Regions from separate parts of the Homo sapiens genome. Here region 1 is linked to region 2. The links are chromatin loops, found by intact Hi-C in ENCODE. Cell type or tissue: K562. All regions are shown on one strand. Each heading gives the region's core, and the rest is flanking DNA. Links, peaks and the distances in the headings are about the cores only.

What was found. A loop is a pair of places that touch in the nucleus more often than their neighbours do. Peaks named below come from ENCODE experiments on the same cell type or tissue, not always from the same donor. Only the 100,000 strongest peaks of a DNase experiment are listed, where the experiment ranks them.
Region 1: a loop joins it to region 2, with 7 times the contacts of the local background. A loop is called at or near these places in 2 of 110 quality-filtered maps.

The regions. Positions count from the first base shown.
Region 1 is chr6:133,956,534-133,959,347 of GRCh38, reverse strand. The region is part of intron 1 of TBPL1 (TATA-box binding protein like 1); the gene reads right to left. All of the region lies in intron 1 of LOC128092253 (umcharacterized LOC128092253), which reads right to left. Among named protein-coding and RNA genes, the nearest start is that of TBPL1, 4.7 kb to the right of the region's middle. In K562, for the core only: no CTCF peak of the experiment used is centred there; a DNase peak (open chromatin) is centred at 1,247; H3K4me3 peaks cover 1,752 bases.
Region 2 is chr6:134,016,381-134,019,194 of GRCh38, reverse strand. The region is part of intron 2 of SLC2A12 (solute carrier family 2 member 12); the gene reads left to right. Among named protein-coding and RNA genes, the nearest start is that of SLC2A12, 35 kb to the left of the region's middle. In K562, for the core only: no CTCF peak of the experiment used is centred there; a DNase peak (open chromatin) is centred at 1,144; H3K4me3 peaks cover 498 bases.

The sequences.
Region 1 (2,814 bases), core at 213-2,712, 60 kb after region 2:
AGGCCAGGCATGGTGGCTCGTGCCCATTGCCCATAATCCCAGCACTCCGGGAGGCTGAGACAGGCAGATCACTTGAGGTCAGAAGTTCGAGGCTAGCCTGGCCAACATGGGGAAACCCTGCATCTACTAAAAATATAAAAATTAGCTAGGCGTGGTGGCGCATGCCTGTAATCCCAACTACTTGGGTGTCTGAGGCACAAGAATCACTTGAACCTGGGAAGCCGAAGTTGCAATGAGCTGAGATGCCACCACCGCACTCCAGTCTGGGTGACAGAGTGAGACTCTGTCTCAAACAAAAAAAAAATTTCCCAGCACAGTCCTCAGGGTATCTAAAACTAAAGGAAATATATATCTCTATCTATTTGGTGCAACAGTCATGATCATTTCCTCTCTTAAACAGGAAAACAAAAGTCACACCTCTAAATACAAGCATATTTGCCAACCTCCTTAGTGTGTGGAAGCTTATAAAAACCAGCTGAAACAAATAAACAAAACCAGCACAACATGGAAGAAGGAATTATAACACTTTACCCTGCACATTTAAAGCAAAATATGCTTTTAATAATATATTTTATATAAACCTCTATAGTATATATTTTATAAAAATGGATTTCAACTAAAAACTAAGACCTGGTTATTAGCCAGAATAGGAAAGAACAGTCTGCAATTCACTTTGTTTAGGCAGAAACATTTATTTTTAGTCAGCAGTTTCCAATGTCCACACAACTAAACTAAAACATTTGGACTTAACTTTTTAAAGTTAGCTATTATTTCAGCAGCAGCCTAAACAAAACTATAATTATCAAATTATTTTCCTGATTAGGTAGCTTCAGTATTTGTTTTTAGCTTTACCATAAACAAATAATTTTGCTATCCTACGAAGTCATTCTTGAGCCACCTGAATTACTGGGGCAGAGCAGCAATTTTAGCTACTTCTAAAATTACAAAAAAAAGCTACTATTAGAACATTCATAGTGGCACAGAAAGCTCACAACACATGGCTTTACACTGATACTAACAAGCTTCAAGTTTACCATCAACTAAGGTTATACAAGTAAAAAATAGTGCCTTCTAACGAAAGCCTAATTCTGTTAAATGAAACCATTGGGGTTTATTCCTTTTATTCAGAAGTATCATACAGCTAAACAAGTCAAGTCCACAGGGAAATAGTATTTCAATAGCTGCAACATGGTGCCAGCCCAGGCTTTGTCGGCCTTCCTTTTCCAAGAAACAGAGATGTCTCTCTTTACTTAGTCCATCTGCCATCAGTGATAACCAGATGCCTGTGTGACAATTCAAAACTTAAAAAAAGTACTTCCCCCTCCTAAAGCCTAACAGCAGAGATGAGTCCAATAGTCAGTGAACAGAAAGAAAGAAAGAATTTCAATGCTCTAGTAGAAAGCCTCCCAACCAAAGAAACAAAGCATCCAAGTGGTCCAACAGTTCACCTTTAAAATAATATCCAGTGCCACTGCTACTAGCACCTGCTAATACTTTTTAAAGCTTTTAACTAAAGTTCTAAGTGCTTTATGCTAATTCTCACAGCAACCCTGTAACGTAGTAGTAGTATTAACTCCCTAGTACAGATGAGGAAACTGGGGCTCAGGGCAGTGAGAAAGCTATTTAATATTTAAGGCCATGCCATTAATTAAAAGCACAGCCATGATGCTGAACACAGGCTGCCTGCATCCAGAGTCCGTACTCTTTAAGTGTTGTACCAATCCCAATCTCAAGAAAACGTAACTGATTCTGATCAAAACTCTTCTGTCTCACAGTGAAAATACTTGTAATTTATCAGGAGCGGGAACGTTAACACCTGATTCTTTGGAACCATTTTATTAATGGAAACAAATTTTTTTACTGCTTTTAAGTAAGACTTAAGTTCTCACCTAGTGAGTTAAAAAACAAAAACATACCATGGGCCAATGTCTACACACAGATGTCTATCTTGTGCTAAGCACAATTCAATGCTGAAATCATCCACATATGTCCTAAGAAAACTCTGTCCTTAACACACCGTCTGGTTTTCAGTATTTTTTATTAATGGATGGTGAAAGTAACCAACAGCCAAACTTCTGTGCTGTACTTTTTGGTGAAATTTTAAACATTTTCATTATTGACTCCCACACAAAGGCACATCTCCACTACCCCAGAAATCACCCTATTGAGTTTTTTTTTAAAAACATTTAATGGGATCCATAGCATGCTTCAACCCACAAAACCAGCCATTTAAACCAAATTCTCTATTTTATCACCCTTTAGTCACAGACAAGTAGAATTTCTGATGTGACCTGATTCCTTTCCACTAAAGACATACTTCCAGAATCTTGCTTTTTCACAACTACACAAATACACAAACTCCATCTGTCTTCTAAAGAAAAGATTGACTGGTTAATAATACAAAAATCAAATTTGTCTATGTAGCCTGGAAAAACCTCAGATACGTATACAGTCTCTCATCCTTTTGAAATTTCCCAAAGTGGTAGTCATGTGACAAGAGCAAATATCGTGTCTACTCAAGTGAAGGCAGTCCACCATTATCTTTATTGTTTGAATTGGTTAGAAGCTGTAATCATGCTTGAGAAAGTGTCACTGCTTGTAATTTGCATGCCCACAGCCAGAATACAAAGTTGAAATTTTAGGCATCAAGAATCAGATTTCAAAAAGGTTTCCTTCATCCACTAGCTAAGCTCTTGAAGTGAAATAAACAAACATGTATCTCCTTCTATTAACAACGTAATCTTCAAAATACACACACAGGGCAGGGACATACAATATGATGATGGCTACTCATACTCCTGATCCTCAAGAAAC
Region 2 (2,814 bases), core at 195-2,694:
GGCTTTTTATCCAAAAATTAATATGCCCATAAATTAATTAATTAACCTCTTCTTTCATCTCATGATGAATAAGTTTTCACTTTGAGCAGATGGAAGGCATGTTTCCCAAGGTCACATACGAAGTTAGGTGATAAAGCTGCGACTGTCATCCTTCAGCTACCTTTGTATTCACATATTCAAGTGACAGATGACACCAAATAACCTCCCCTGATCTCTTCTACCAACTCTGAGGACTCAAATGGGCAGAAATTCCAGCCAGAAAACATCTTGGAGTGAGGAAGAGGAGAAGATAGAGAAGTGGTAGGGATTCATTGATTCACTCACACATCCAGCACATGTGTCTTGCTCACCCACAACATGGCAGGCACAGTACCAGGTGCTGGAGATCCACATCTTATTTTCACGAACCAGTGATAGGGACAGACGAAAAGAAAAAAAAAATGAACACACCTATGATACAGTTTCAGGAGACAGAAGTGTTAAAATTTAGGTGGAGGTAAGAGTGATAAAGAAAAATAAAAGAGGGTAAGTGAAAGGGCATGCTTGGAGGAGGGTTATTTCCGATATGATAGTGACAGAAGACATTTCTGAGGTGGTAACATTTGGGCCAACGTTTGTATGAAGAAGGCAGTGTGACAATCTTGGAGGAGGGGGTCTTGAAGCAGGGCTAATGGCAGGTCAGATGGCTTTGAGGACATGAGCTTGAAGGGTGAGGAGAGCTGCAAGAAAGCCATTGTGTTTGAATGTGGACCAGGCTTTGGTATTGGACTGCCTGGCCTTGAATCCAGCACCACCATGCAGGACTTAGGGCAAGTCCATTGATCTCTCTAGCTTTCAGTTTTATCTAGAAAACAGGGCAATTGTATCCACTTGATGGCCTGTCGAGTTAAATGAAGGAATCTGTATAAAGTGCCCCTAGTTCAGTGCATGGTTTGTGGCATGGACTTAGTACACTTAGTCATTAGTGTTATTAAATGTCTGGCTGTGGTCTAGACATGAGGTGAACAGTTCTGATAATGCCAGCACTGACTTCAACAGGCATTTTGCTTAAGTCACTCTGGGACACATAGGATGTGCTTAAAGCCCTTTATTGATTTACGATGCTGTGGTCTTCTTTCCCTCCCTCTACACATAAATCCAGCTGAGTCAGGACCACAGAGACCGGATTGTGGCTTTGAGAAACATAGTTCAATCCTAGGTCACCTGCAGTCCAGAGGGCTTCCTAGGAAACCAGACAGGTTTTACAGAGAATCATGAAGCTTTGGTGAAAGATGAAAGGTGAGATATAGGCTGAGAAACATACAAATGTCCACTCTTCTTTTTTTTTTTTTTCTTTTGAGACAGAGTCTCGCTCTGTCGCCCAGGCTGGATGGAGTGCAGTGGCGCGATCTCGGCTCACTGCAAGCTCCGCCTTCCGGGTTCACGCCATTCTCCTGCCTCAGCGTCCCGAGTAGCTGGGACTACAGGCGCCCGCCACCACGCCTGGCTAATTTTTTTTGTATTTTTAGTAGAGACAGGGTTTCATCGTGTTCGCCAAGGTGGTCTCGATCTCCTGACCTTGTGATCCGCCCTCCTCGGCCTCCCAAAGTGCTGGGATTACAGGCGTGAGTCACCGTGCCCGGCCTAAATGTCCACTCTTCTAAGTTGGTGCAACGAATTTAGACTATATATCCTGTGCAAACATCAACTCTGCCCTGTTCACATTGGCTTCTCCAGGCCTAACATGGCACCTGGCCTACAACTGGGGCTCAATAAATATTTGTTGGATGAATCAAAAAATTCTTTCTAGAACTCTTTCAGCTTCCATAATTAAGGGGGAGCTCCCTAGTCTGGGACTGGATATCTTGATGTCCTCTGGTATGACTCTGACCCAATATCCAGGGAATGAGAGGTGAATGTGGCTTGTGTGGAACCTCACACACATTTGGCCAAAAATTATTTCTGAGTAAAGCTACTAAATTGAGTATGCAAGGCCATCTGCAATATTTGGTGACTGAAAAAGTTTCATGTTTTAGATTCACTAAAATGAAGGCCATTTAAAAAAATGTACAGTGTTAGACAAAATTTATTTTAAGTTTTTCCATGTTTTTCTCCAAATATGAGACCCAGCTTCCTCTGAGAAAAAGATTGAGAATAGCCCATCCAAGGTAGGATAATTATTCCTACCTTGGTTTCATGTAATTGAATGTATTTAAACTTTTTACCAAAAAGATTGGAGGAAATTCCTTCATGGTTTTCCTAAGAGAAATATGTGACAATCTAAACCTGGAATTTGGGAGGGAAGTGTTTTTGCTTACCTAATTAAACATTAGAGGTTATAGAAATATTTCAATAGATTATCTCAGCCTTAAGAATCACATTAAATCTCTCAGATGTGAATGGGCAATCTAAAGTTGATAATAGTACTAAAAGATCTTTGTAGAAAAATCATACCATAGCCACAAGTAATCAAACTGTTGATAACCATAAGGGGCTGAGATTTTACCCCATTTGCAAGCTAACAAGTTAGCCTGTCACAGTTTAATGATGTTGACAAAAAACACAAGACTCCTTGGTCAGAGACAAAGGGCAGTTTATTATCCATAGCAAAGCAATAGCTAGAATATCAACAAGTTAACCTGTCACAGTTTAATGATGTTGACAAAAAACACAAGATTCCTTGGTCAGAGACAAAGGGCAGTTTATTATCTATAGCAAAGCAATAGCCAGAATATCAACACTTGCCCAGGTTCTCCTAGCCCCAGTACAGGTCAACATGAAGGGGGCCAGATGACACCTGCACATAATTTTTTTTTTTGAGGGAACACCCCAGCC